2 separate regions of the Homo sapiens genome follow, and region 2 is linked to region 1. Evidence: chromatin contacts called from ENCODE Hi-C data. All regions are on one chromosome and are shown on one strand. The core of a region is the stretch at or near the end of the contact, and the rest is flanking DNA. Distances in the headings are between cores, read along the strand shown. Region 1 holds the start of AKAP1-DT (AKAP1 divergent transcript). Region 2 holds the start of GDPD1 (glycerophosphodiester phosphodiesterase domain containing 1).

Region 1 (6,000 bases), core at 1-2,500:
CTTTTTCCTGTGTTGTGCATCTGCTAGGAATACTCCTCCAACCCTTATGCCCGTATACAATTTGCAAGGCTGGTTCCTTCTCATCCAATGGGTCTCAGTTTAAATTTCATTTTAGGCCTTTTCTGACCACAGGACCTAAAACATTTGGGCTCTTTTTGGCCGGGCGCGGTGGCTCACGCCTGTAATCCCAGCACTTTGGGAGGCCAAGGCGGGCGGATCACGACGTCAGGAGATCGAAACCATCCTAGCTAACACGGTGAAACCCCATCTCTACTAAAAATACAAAAAATTAGCCGGGCGTGGTGGCAGGCGCCTGTAGTCCCAGCTACTCGGGAGGCTGAGGCAGGAGAATGGCGTGAACCTGGGAGGCGGAGCTTGCAGTGAGCCGAGATCGTGCCACTGCACTCCAGCCTGGGCGACAGAGCAAGACTCCGTCTCACAAAAAAAAAAAAATAAAAAATAGGGCTCTTTTTCTTTCTTTCCTATGTCAGTTTCCTATTTGTTTCCTTCCTGACATCTACCACACCATGCAATTGGGATTCATATATATATGAATTTGACTTAAATCTCATTAGGTATAGTAAATGGCATCTGTCATTTAAACTTGCATTTGATCACTAGTGAAGATTAAGCATTTTCCCAAGTAATTGTTAGTTCTTAGCATGATCTATTTTCTATATTTTGGCCAAACAAATGTTCATTTAAAGTCACTTTGTTTTAAGGATGACAGCAGGGCTGGACAGCCAAAACCCTACCCTCTCCATTTATTTTGGAGGAATTTATTTTCCCAAGGTCCTGGCAGAGATAGTGACTCACCGTGACTATCTCTGCAAAAATCATTCCAAAACCCACACCAATTCAGAGAAAAGTGCTTCATTTCGATAACATCGACTTGTGAAAACGAGCAAGAAAGTTGCATTTGAGTGGTACCAGGTTTCACCATTATGCAGTTATCGAGCAATTATTAATGGCCAACCCAATTATACGCTACAAGGAAATGACGGTCACAGGGAAGCTCAAAGCCCCGAAGCGAGGGAAGCCCTGCTCCTCACCGGCCCCTCCGCCTTTTCCAGGGCGCTCTCCGTCCCGAGGCAGGAGATGGCCTGGTTGACCCTTCGAGACAAGGCGGCAAAACCGGTGCTGGGCTTGCGGGGCAGGGAATCAAGGTTCCTCCGGTTGCTGTACCGTCCCGCCCGGCCCCTCTCCCGGGCACCGGAGAGATGACGGCTCTCTCGCGAGAGCGCGAGCAAGACCCGGCTCCGGGCGGCGGCGGGATGTTAGCCCAGCGCTGTAGACCGCGCCCCCTCTGGCGCAGCTGGGAGAGGCGCGGCGGAGGCACTGCCGGGAGCGGCCGGCGGCGCGCACGCGCAGGTGAGCGGGGCGGGCTCGGGAGCGCGCGGGCACAAGGGCGAGGGGCGGGGCCTGCGTCGCGCTGCGGGCACGTCGCCGCGCGTCTTCAGTATTTAATGTCTCTGTGTTCCACCCGCCTGGGCTAGCACGTGGGGGAGCTGCGGAAGCGCGGCGCTGCGGGCCGGGCCGCGGGGCACAGCCGGGGGCCGGCGGCGGCGCGCGGACTCCGCATCCCGCACCCCGATGGTAGCCGAGGAGCTGGTAGGTCGGGGGCAGCTGCGCCGGGGACCCCCTGCCGGAGACCCGAAGGCGGCGGGGTCGGGGCGATGGGGAGCCTGAGGTGCAGGTGCAGGGTGCGACGCGCCCTCCAGGTACCCCGGGGGCGGGACGCTCCGGACGCAGAGGTGTCCTGGGGGCTCTCGGCCGCCGCGCGCTGTCAGGCAGGCCCATCTTTCCCTCCCTCGTCTGCGCCCCCTCTCGTCCTTCCCCGCCGGTTGTCTGCCCGCGGGCTCCTGACAGATCGCGTGTGCGCGGCTCTGGGCGGCGCTCTGCGGCCGCGCCGTCCTCCCCACGCGCGTCACTGTCCTCGGGGGCGGGGGGCGAGGGCGCGACGCCCGGGTCGCCTCTCTGCACCTCAACTTAACCGGAGCGTGCACACCCGCCTGCGAGGCTGACCCGAGCGCGTCCCACCCAAGGTCGCCCAGCCCCGCGGGCGTTTACTTTTCAAAGGTCGTGTGTACACAGTCTGAGCCGGAGCTGCCCCTTCACTTCTGGAGCCTCGCCCAACTTCTCACCCTCGGCTCGCCCGCCGGCGCAGCCCCTGGGAGTTCCGTGCGGCGAGCCAGGGGAACTGGGAAGATGGGCCGGGACATCGGCCGGTTGTGATCCAACCGTGTTTCGGGCTGAGGGACCGTTCGAACCGAATTGGGGTCTGGAGGTCGGAGGCTCAGGGGCGTCTCGGGGGGAATTTGCATTCGTAGCCCCTGCAGGCGTGTCCGGAGGGGTGGAGGCCGTCCAGCCTGGGGTGTCTGCCGACCTCACGCCCGGGGGCCCCGACGGTCACGTGTCCGGCCCCGCCTGCGGCCCAGGGCCCGGGGTCTGCGATCTGGAGGGACCGCGCCAGTTTTGGGGTTACGATGTGCTAGGAGAGGCAGTGGCTGGATGCCTCGAACGCGGGCTTTCTGGCGTTCAACTCTTTTGTGCCCTAGCTGAAGGTCTTCCTGTTTCCCTTCCAGGGAGGGATAGGAGAAGAAAGGTGCTGATCGTGGTAGGCGGTGCTGTGGCGACTCGGAACGGCATGGGAGCCCTGGGCGTTTCGGGATCTTCCTCTCCTGGGGGATGTCCTGGGTGGCGGCGCCTTCCTGCCGCCGTTAACACAAACCCGGTGGACTTCGCTCCAGGTGCGAGTCGAGGCCTCTCAAGCTGGGTAGGGTGTATGCGCAGGGCAATTAGTGAGGTTAACCTGGGTATCTTTCCCCTACTGTAGTGCGCGTTACTTCGTGTTTAGATTTGTCTCCAGTGAAATCTAGGCTGCTGGACCTGGTGCAACAGTATCTGTTAGTTACTGATCAAGGAACACCGTTCACAAAAAGCTATTAATTCTGGCAACTAGTAGCCTTACAAGCTCTTGTAACTGCTAAGTCCTTCCCAAATTAGTACCTTTTTTTTTTTTAACTCTTTATTTAGAAAGCAAAGCTTGGACTCTTAGCACCACCCATCCACTTTGCTCTTAAAGGTACAGAACATCTTTGAAATGAAGAAGGCTGCCTGACTTGATCATTTATATAATTCCTCTGATCTTGGCATTGAAGTGGTTCACCTGCTGATTATTTAAGACCCTGAGCACTGGAAGCAAGTGAAGTTATGTTTTGGGAACCTTTTGACTTGTGTTGAACTTTTCTTTAACCTCTAACTAGTTTTGTAGGTTCTGCATAATTCTTGGGTGTATTCTCTTTGAAATATGGCCCTAGGTTAGAGGAGGTCCTCTGGATCCTACAGGCATGCAAATCACTAAAGCTTGAGTCCATTACTGGATTAATAGGCTCTGTCTTCATGCATGTTGTCAGATGATGGCTCAGAACTTGCAGGTAACAGATCCTAGCCAATGAGTGAGACAGGTCTAATGGATTTGTGTCTAGGTCTAGTTCCTTGTAGGAATATCTCTCCCATCTCCCAGTTGTTTCTAGGAAATGCATTCTCACTTGGCCACTGCAGGGTGACAGTGGAGGTGTCTGTTGTAAGTGGCCTGCTCAGGTGCTGAAGTCGATATGTCTCCAGTGTAAGGTTGCTGAACATCAATATTTAAAAGCAATTTATCTTGCTGCCTGGTAACCCAAATTATTCTTGAGCTTTGGACATAGGCTGGGTTGCAGCCATATTTTAGGGGAAGGCTGGTGTTAGCCTCTACAGTATTCCCTTTTCCTGTCCTAAAGACAAATGGAGATCATATTTGTGATACTGGGGACTGTGATAGGTGCTTAAGCATTGCTCTTCCCCTCTCCTCCCTGAACAATCCCTGAGACTGACTTTGTTTCTCTTGAATTACTTGAGTGACTTGAATTCTATTAAAAGCACCCCTCTCCTTAGCCTCTGACCCAGAAGCTTGTTTGGGAGGAAAAACGAATTGGTTTCCCTAAGCTTTGCTGGCTAGCCTCCTGCTCCCAGCCTGCAACATGACTTGATTGTGTGTGCATTTCAGGGCTTTGAAGAGCAGGCAGCTTGTAGCCAATGTACCCAGAGAGCTGGCCGTAGAGTTCCCCTAGGTCACTCCTTCCTAATCTTCCCTGTGAGTCTGAATGATTGGGCCTTTCTGTAGCTTGGTCTGTTTTCCTATTGTGGGGAAGTCAGTTGTTTCAGGTATGAGTTAATACCTTCAGCTTGTCATTCTCAGGCGTTTTCTTCCACTATGGGGAGGTAGTAGATCCTGTGGGCATCTTGTCCCATTGAAATCATCTCATATACTGTTTGAGAGTTGCTCATCTTTATGGTGGGGGGTGTATTTTAGTCCTAAATCTTGCTTCTTAGGGCAAGTTCTGTTTCTTCCATGTTCCTTCCTGGTGTAATACCTCAGGCAGTTTTCACTTTTATGATCATTTAACATTAAGTTCCCATCACATGTGGCATCCCACTGAAGGAACCTCCTGGCCTTGGTACCTAATTTGAAGCTTGGGCTGTGGAAAACATCATCAGTGAGCATGTTTGAAGTAGGACAGAGTCTGGCTGGAGAAACAGGTAGTGGGGGAGCTGGGAGCTAAACTTGAGAGGATGCCTCTTTCTTGATAGTTACTGTGCTAGGTGAGTTATGAGCACACTAATCCTTTAATCCTCACACCTCTGAGAACAGTGAGGGTGAAGCTGGAGGTCATTCTGGATTGTTTCAGTGGCTGTCACACAAATTCAAATTGAGGGGTAGAGGAACTAGGAAGCGTGGGTGTGGAGTTAAAACTAGGTCCTCTGGATGGCTTTTGTGAGAAGAACCAAGGAATATTCTTAAATCCCTGGGCTTTTCTCCTAATCTTTCTGCTGCTTTCTAAGTAGATTGTTAACATTGTGTGTGTTATCATTCAGCATTCTGAGAACTAGCTTTCCAGCAATAAATAGCTTTCAAGGTGTCCTTTGCCTTAACTTTTTCATTTTACTAAATGGTGCAGCCTTGTCCACATTCTGTCCGGGTCTTCACCATCTGGTTGTTTTTCCGGCTTGGTTTGATAGTTTGCAGCAGTCAGTGGTAAACATTGTGTTCCCTGTTCTGTAATGGTGGCTGGTTGTGTTCACCGAGCCAGGTGTCACTAAGGCCCAGTTGCACTTGGGAGCAAAGAAGGGCCCTGAGGTGAGTCCTGGAAGTAAAAATATGTATAACCTAGGGCTGATGAGGCTTGTTTCACTGCTGGGCTTAGCTGACAAGAGCCTGGGACTTGCTGCAGCTCTCAGAGCTGAAACCTGGCGGTGATTCTAGGCAGGCTGGTTGGCCTTCCAGATCTTGGTTTATTCAGTGGCTAAAAGAGGTTTGGTCAAAATTATCAGTATTCAGATTATGGTCCTGGGAGCCTTGGAGTTAGACCAAACGTGCCCAGGGGCCACTGGAGTGATGTGTTTGGGCTGGGGAGCACAGCTCAATGGGTAGTACATGTCAAAGACTTAAGGGGAAAAAAAACAACTCACTGTTCATCTCAAGTTCTTAGCTCTAAGGTGTGCTACTGTTCTAAATATTTTTTATTTTTAAAGATAGCTTTATTTGCCTAAATTTGTCCTGGGTGTGGGGAGTTTAGAGCTGCCTTGTCTGTAGGGTAGCTGCTAGCTGTGTGACTAATTAAACTTTTCAAAGTATTTTTAAAAAAATTTCTTAGTGACATTAGCCACATTTCAGGTTCTCAGTGGCCTCGTGTAGCTAGTGGCTGCCGTCCTGGTCAGTACAGGTCAAGAACATTTTCCATAATCGAAGAAAGTTTTGTTGGACAGCGCCGGCCTAGAAAGTTTTTTTTTCTCCAACTCTAAAAGCTTAATTGTCTCAACTTGTAAATCTCTAAAGCATAACATGTTTGAGCTTAGTCTTCCAGAGTCCATAAACCCAACAGCTTTGGTGACAAATTATCTACTGGTTGTCTCCATGGCATACTACAAGTGAGTTCTAGTCTGCCAGTTGGGAGTGGA
Region 2 (6,000 bases), core at 1,201-3,700, 2.1 Mb after region 1:
GGTGGTGCGCATCTGTAGCCCCAGCTACTCAGGAGGCTGAGGCAGGAGAATCACTTGAACCCCCGGGGAGGCAGAGGATGCAGTGAGCCGAGATGGCACTGCTGAACTCCAGCCTGGACCACAGAGTGAGACTCTGTCTAAAAAAAAAAAAAAAGCGGTTAGAATTTGAGGTTTATATATAATCTAAAATTTACGGGTGGGAAGGGGTAGGGGGTACTTCCAGAAGAACAAATGACTTCTTAGAAGCTGGGGAGAAAGCACTTTTTGGAAAAAGAAATGATTTTTTGGAAACATAAATGTGTCCTTAGGAGAATACCCATGAGATGTCATACTTTTGTGACAATGTCTCTCATCTCTGACAGGATTAGAATTGTTCCCAGGGAGGAGATTTATGACAGTTAAGTTCTTCTGGGAGCCTTTGATTTTAGGTTGATAAGGGATTCCAGGAACTTAAATGCCTTCAGCTCAATATATATATATTTTTTAAGAGACAGAGTCTTGCTCTGTCGCCCAGGCTGGGGTGCCGTGGCATGATCTTGGCTCACTGCAAGCTCCGCCTCCCAGGTTCAAGCCATTCTCCTGCCTCAGCCTCCCTAGTAGCTGGGACTACAGGCATGCACCACTATGCCTGGCTTATTTTTGTATTTTTAGTAGATACGGGGTTTCACCATGATGGCCAGGCTAGTCTCGAACTCCCGACCTCAGGTGATCTGCCTGTCTCAGCCTCCCAAAGTGCTGGGATTACAGGCGTGAGCCACCATGCCCAGCCTCAAAATAATTTTTATGCCACAGTGGTTTATTCTAGACGCTTCCATAGTCATCAGGTGATATTTTGAAAAATAGAACTATGTGCGTCAGTTGATCTACAGGAAATAGTTTAACAGCCCTAAACAGAACACATGATTTTTTAACCTGTAAGTTTCCTCAGAATGTTGCTCTGTTGCCCAGGCTGGAGTGCAGTGGCACCATCAAGGCTCACTTCAACCTCGACTAAAGGAATTTTTTTTTTTTTTTTTTTTTTTTTTTTTTTTTTTTTTTTTGAGACGGAGTCTCGCTCTGTCACCCAGGCTGGAGTGCAGTGGCGCCTTCTCGGCTCATTGCAACCTCTGCCTCCCGGGTCCAAGAGATTCTCCTGCCTCGGCCTCCTGAGTAGCTGGGATCACAGGCACACGCCACCACCCCTGGCAAATTTTTGTATTTTTAGTAGAGATGGAATTTCGCCATGTTGGCCAGGCTCCTGACTTCAAATGATCTGCCCGCCTCAGCCTCCCAAAGTGCTGGGATTACAGGCTTGAGCCACCGTGCCCAGCCACCCCCTATTTTCTTCTAATTTTCTTTTTATAGTTGAGATAGGGTCTTGCTCTGTCGCCCAGGCTGGGGTGCAGTGGTGCAGTCATAGCTCACTGCAGCCTCGATTTTCCAGGCTCAAGCAATACTCCCACTTCAGCCTCCCAAGTAGCGTGACTACAGGTGCACGCCACCACGCCGGGCTTATTTTGTTTTATTTTTTGTAGAGATGGGGTTTCGCCATGTTGCCCAGGCTGGTCTCGAACTCCCGGGCTCAAGCGATCCACCCTTCCTTCCCGGCCTCCCTAAGTGCTGGGATTACAGGCGTGGGCCACCGCGCCCGGCTGAATCAGGATTTTAAATATTCACTCTGCTTTTCTAGTCCTGTGGGAGATATGGTCTTCTCCGTAAAATTTCTCCCTCAGTCCTGGGTGATTTATTTCTTTTGCATTGAAGTGTGTGGCTTTTCGTGTGTTAGCAGTTTGTAATTTGTCGGGTAAAAGGAAAACTAGTAGGGCCTTCTGGAACTTAGTTATCTGTCTTTCTAGGACTTTTAGGTAATACCTTATAACCTTAACAAAGTTTCCTTATTTTATACGGACTTGTAAGTCAACAAATACTTCTACAGTGCCTATTGTGTACAAAGAATGAGGATTGCACTTTCACAATGAAATGAGGGAGGACAGGGGCCGATCTCTCAGATATTTGACTGATAAACCAGTACCTTTTCTAGTATATGCGACCATAGGGGAAATTCTCTCTAGGCTAGATAAACGGAGGAGTTTATTTAGTGTTTTAGCAAGCTTTATCGCCTCCATAGGTACAAATTATTTGCATTTTCTAGAGCAAGGGATAAGACGCGCCCTGGAATCTTTCCTTTTTGATGTGGATTTTCCAATTAGGAAAGGCTGCCCGTGAATAGTCTTTTCTGCTTGAGTGATGGCCAACACACTGGCAGGTTTGCAAGCTTTCTCTTCATGAGGGTCCGTCCACAGAGCTAGGTGACAAACGCTCAGTCCAGGATCTCTGCAGGTTCCTACACGGGAGCCGGAGAGCGCCTGCGCGTCGGAGCCTCTTTGTTGCTGGGGCGCTGGGGTCCAGCTGCGCGTGCGCAGTAGGCCGGCACCGACAAGTGCGCTGCACCAGTGGCACCGGCTGGGGGCGAGCCGACCTCGAGCAGCCGCCGCCGCCGCCGTCGTTGCTACTGCCGCAGCGGAGTTCAGAGGGCCCGGAGGTGGGAGACTTCCCACACGGTGACTGAGATGTCGTCCACTGCGGCTTTTTACCTTCTCTCTACGCTAGGAGGATACTTGGTGACCTCATTCTTGTTGCTTAAATACCCGACCTTGCTGCACCAGAGAAAGAAGCAGCGATTCCTCAGTAAACACATCTCTCACCGCGGAGGTGAGAGGGGTCCCCAGAACCCGATGACGGAGGTGGGGGAGGCTGAGGGTCCTTTGCGGCTCCGCAAAAGGCAGCCGGGTGCCAATCCCTGAGAGTTTGAGGAAGAATGGGGTTGTGTGAATTGAGGGCTCTTCCGGAGGTGAAGGCTGTGTGAAGGGAAGGTCTCCTGAGGGGAGGGAAGGAGAGGGATTCCCGGTCAGAGCCACGGCGGGGGTCTCTCGAGGGCAGCAGTGTGAGGGGTTCTCTGAAACGGGAAAGACACGGTCGAGAATGAAGGGTAGGTGGAGCGTTTCTCGGCGGATGGAAGGATGATCGCAAGGTCCCTTCCTAGCAGCAAGACACAAAGGGGGAGCGCCGTGCAGAACCGAGGGTACCCCGCGGGGGGCACCGGGAGCACACTGCTCCGAGCGAGCTAGTGGCTGAGTGGATGGGAAGAGCCGAGGCGACGAGGAGGGCTGGGGATTTGCATGAAGCTGGACGAGCTGTAACCCCTTGTCTGCGGTGCTGGGGGCCCGTCCCACCCCCACGTTCCGAGCACTCATAATTGAGAAGAGAGGGAAACCGAGTCCCCCGAGCCAGGGACATTTCCCAAGGTCACAATTAGAGCTAGGGCTGAACTGAGACAGGAGCTACAGCGTCCTGGTCCTCAGGGCTGGAAACCTTGCATCTTTTTTTTTTTTTTTTTGAACACTGCAATAAATAAATAAATAAATAAATAAATAAATAAACACGCAAAGACACGTGGATTTTCAACAGACTAAAAATGATTTCGTTTAGGACAGGACAGTATTGTTTAAAGAAAACAAAAATAAGTTTCTTTTGGAAAAGTGTTTTGCTAAAAGGAGCCCAGGTAGTCCACCCTCTAATTTCCCAGATAACAGGCCAAATCTTTGCTTCTTCATTATTGTGTAATAATGTGTCTTCATTGCATTTCAACTATGATGTATAAAGTGCGGTGAAATTGGATTATTTTCAATCAATTTTAACTGTTCTTTAAGGCTGAATCTTAAACCGGTTTAAAATTTGCTTGAAATTTAATACACACTTGAAATGATAATTTCTAGGAGTTTACAGTCTAAAACTTGGTGTAGTACCATAATCACTTTACTAACAAGTATTGGCCAAGGAAAAAGGTTTTGAAATATAAATACGGAAGTACATTATCATTCTTCTATATAATTTTATTAGTTAAGCATAGTTCTAATGAGTGACTTCAATAGTATTCTAGCCTTCCCACTCATGAAAAGCCTCAGAGGTTTTAAAGGGTGGTCAGCCAAATGCCTTGTTATTGTTTATTTGGGTTATCTGTTTTAATAGCTACCTGGTTAAACTGTAGGATGACATTTAACTACTAAGGTGCCTTCAACCATTGGAACCAGGGACCGACTTTTAGTATTCAAGTTGCTGTCACAGAAGCAATTTTCTTTTTTCTTTTTGTGTTTTTGTTTGTTTGTTTTTTTGTTTGTTTGTTTTGAGATGGAGTCTCGGTCTGTCACCCAGGCTGAAGTGCAGTGGCGCGATCTCGGCTCACTGCAAGCTCCTCCTCCCGGGTTCACGCCATTCTCCTGCCTCAGCCTCCCGAGTAGCTGGGACTACAGGCGCCCGCCACCACACCCAGTTAATTTTTTTTATTTTTAGTAGAGACGGGGTTTCACTGTCTGAGCCAGGATGGTCTCGATTTCCTGACCTCGTGATCCGCCCATCTCGGCCTCCCAAAGTGCTGGAATTACAGGCGTGAGCCACAGTGCCCAGCCTTTTTTTTTTTTTTTTTTTTTTTTTTGAGACAGAGTTTCCCTCTTGTCGCCCGGGCTACAGTGTAGTGGTGCCATCTTGGCTCACTGCAGCCTCTGCCTCCTGTGTTCAAGCGATTCTCCTGCCTCAGCCTCCCGAGTAGCTGGGATTACAGGCTCCCGCCACCACGCACAGCTAATTTTTGTATTTTTAGTGGAGACGAGGTTTCACCATGTTGGCCAGGCTGATCTCAAACTCCTGACCTCAGGTGATCCACCCGCCTTAGCCTCCCAAAGTGTTGGGATTACAGGCGTGAGACACTGCACCCTGCCAGAGGCAATTTTCAATGATAGTAGTCCTATTCTGGGGATAGGCAGTACACATTACTTTTTTGTTTGTTGTTTACCGATTTACAAAAAGTATGCTTACTAAAAACTCCAAAACAAAACAAAACCAGATCCTCTAAAAAGCTATCTAAACTGTCATTGTGAATGATCAAAATTTTATTTTAGAAGAAATACTTGTCGATCTTTGAAATTTTGCAACACTCTGCAGGTGAAAAAACCCAGCACTCCATAGGCGTTAAAGACTGTGTGCTAGATTATCACAACAAGTATCAAAGCCAGGATAAGCTAGACCTCAAATTTTCGTTTACTGTTGAAAATACTTTAAAACTATTTTCTTCCTAGATATTAGGTCATTTCAATATTACCTCTTATATAAAAATTTCCATTCATTATTTGTAAATGCGGCATCAGTATTTATATATTTAAAGATGTAATGGAACTTTTTGTGATAATCTTATTAAATATCTGCAGACTCAAAATCTGTTTTACCTATATAATGGTCCTATAAACACTGTGGTAAGTTCCCATGTCAGTGCTTCATATGCTTTTGTTGAATATGTACACTCAATACTCCAGTTGAATCCAGAGTGATAGAGGAGATAAAACACTTTGTAATTCAAGATACTACGTCTCTGGAAAATAAGAGACAATGTAACTAGGAAGGAATCACTCCATTGATTGCCTTTAATTTTTGTCTTCGACACGGATAATAGCAATCACTGGTCTCTCTGTGCAATTTGGGCTTATTCTCTACTGCCATAACTGCAAATACCTGATATTTACTTATTTTTCCCTATAAGTAAGGAAACAGTGATATTTCTTGTAAATTAGATATGTGACCATTGAAACATTAATCATGTTATGTGTATAAAGTATATGCAACTGAATTGACATAACCTAAAACTTGAATATCTACTCTATTTCTAGAATATTATGTCTACTGCAAAAACACATGTCTGTAATCCCAGCTATTCAAGAGGCCGAGGCAGGAGAATCACTTGAACCTGGGAGGCGGAGGTTGCAGTGAGCCGAGATGGTGCCACTGCACTCCAGCTCAGGCGACAGTGCGAGACTCCGTCAGGGCACTCCGAGGGGTTGAATCACAGATGGACAGATGGCTCTTTCTCTCTCCACCTTTTTTTTGAGACAAGTTCTCACTCTGTCACCCAGGCTGGAGGGCAGTGATGCAATCACTGCCATCATGATGAGCTTGACATCATTTAATTCTTAA

Evidence for each region. A loop is a pair of places that touch in the nucleus more often than their neighbours do. Pooled maps may share reads with other maps.
Region 2: a loop to region 1 is called in a pooled map, with 4 times the contacts of the local background. The contact joins the promoter of GDPD1 here to the promoter of AKAP1-DT in region 1. A Hi-C loop is called at or near these places in 4 of 50 pooled maps.

Annotation. Positions count from the first base shown.
Region 1 is chr17:57,083,788-57,089,787 of GRCh38, forward strand. AKAP1-DT (AKAP1 divergent transcript) reads right to left here and starts at 1,251. Exons shown (of 3, transcript NR_186437.1): 1 at 1,053-1,251. It overlaps AKAP1 (A-kinase anchoring protein 1), which reads left to right and starts at 1,459. Exons shown (of 11, transcript NM_003488.4): 1 at 1,459-1,611. RefSeq lists enhancers at 916-995, 2,035-2,537 and silencers at 1,216-1,795, 1,836-2,135, 2,416-2,505.
Region 2 is chr17:59,218,061-59,224,060 of GRCh38, forward strand. GDPD1 (glycerophosphodiester phosphodiesterase domain containing 1) reads left to right here and starts at 2,451. Exons shown (of 10, transcript NM_182569.4): 1 at 2,451-2,691. The coding sequence starts at 2,550. RefSeq lists an enhancer at 2,477-3,027.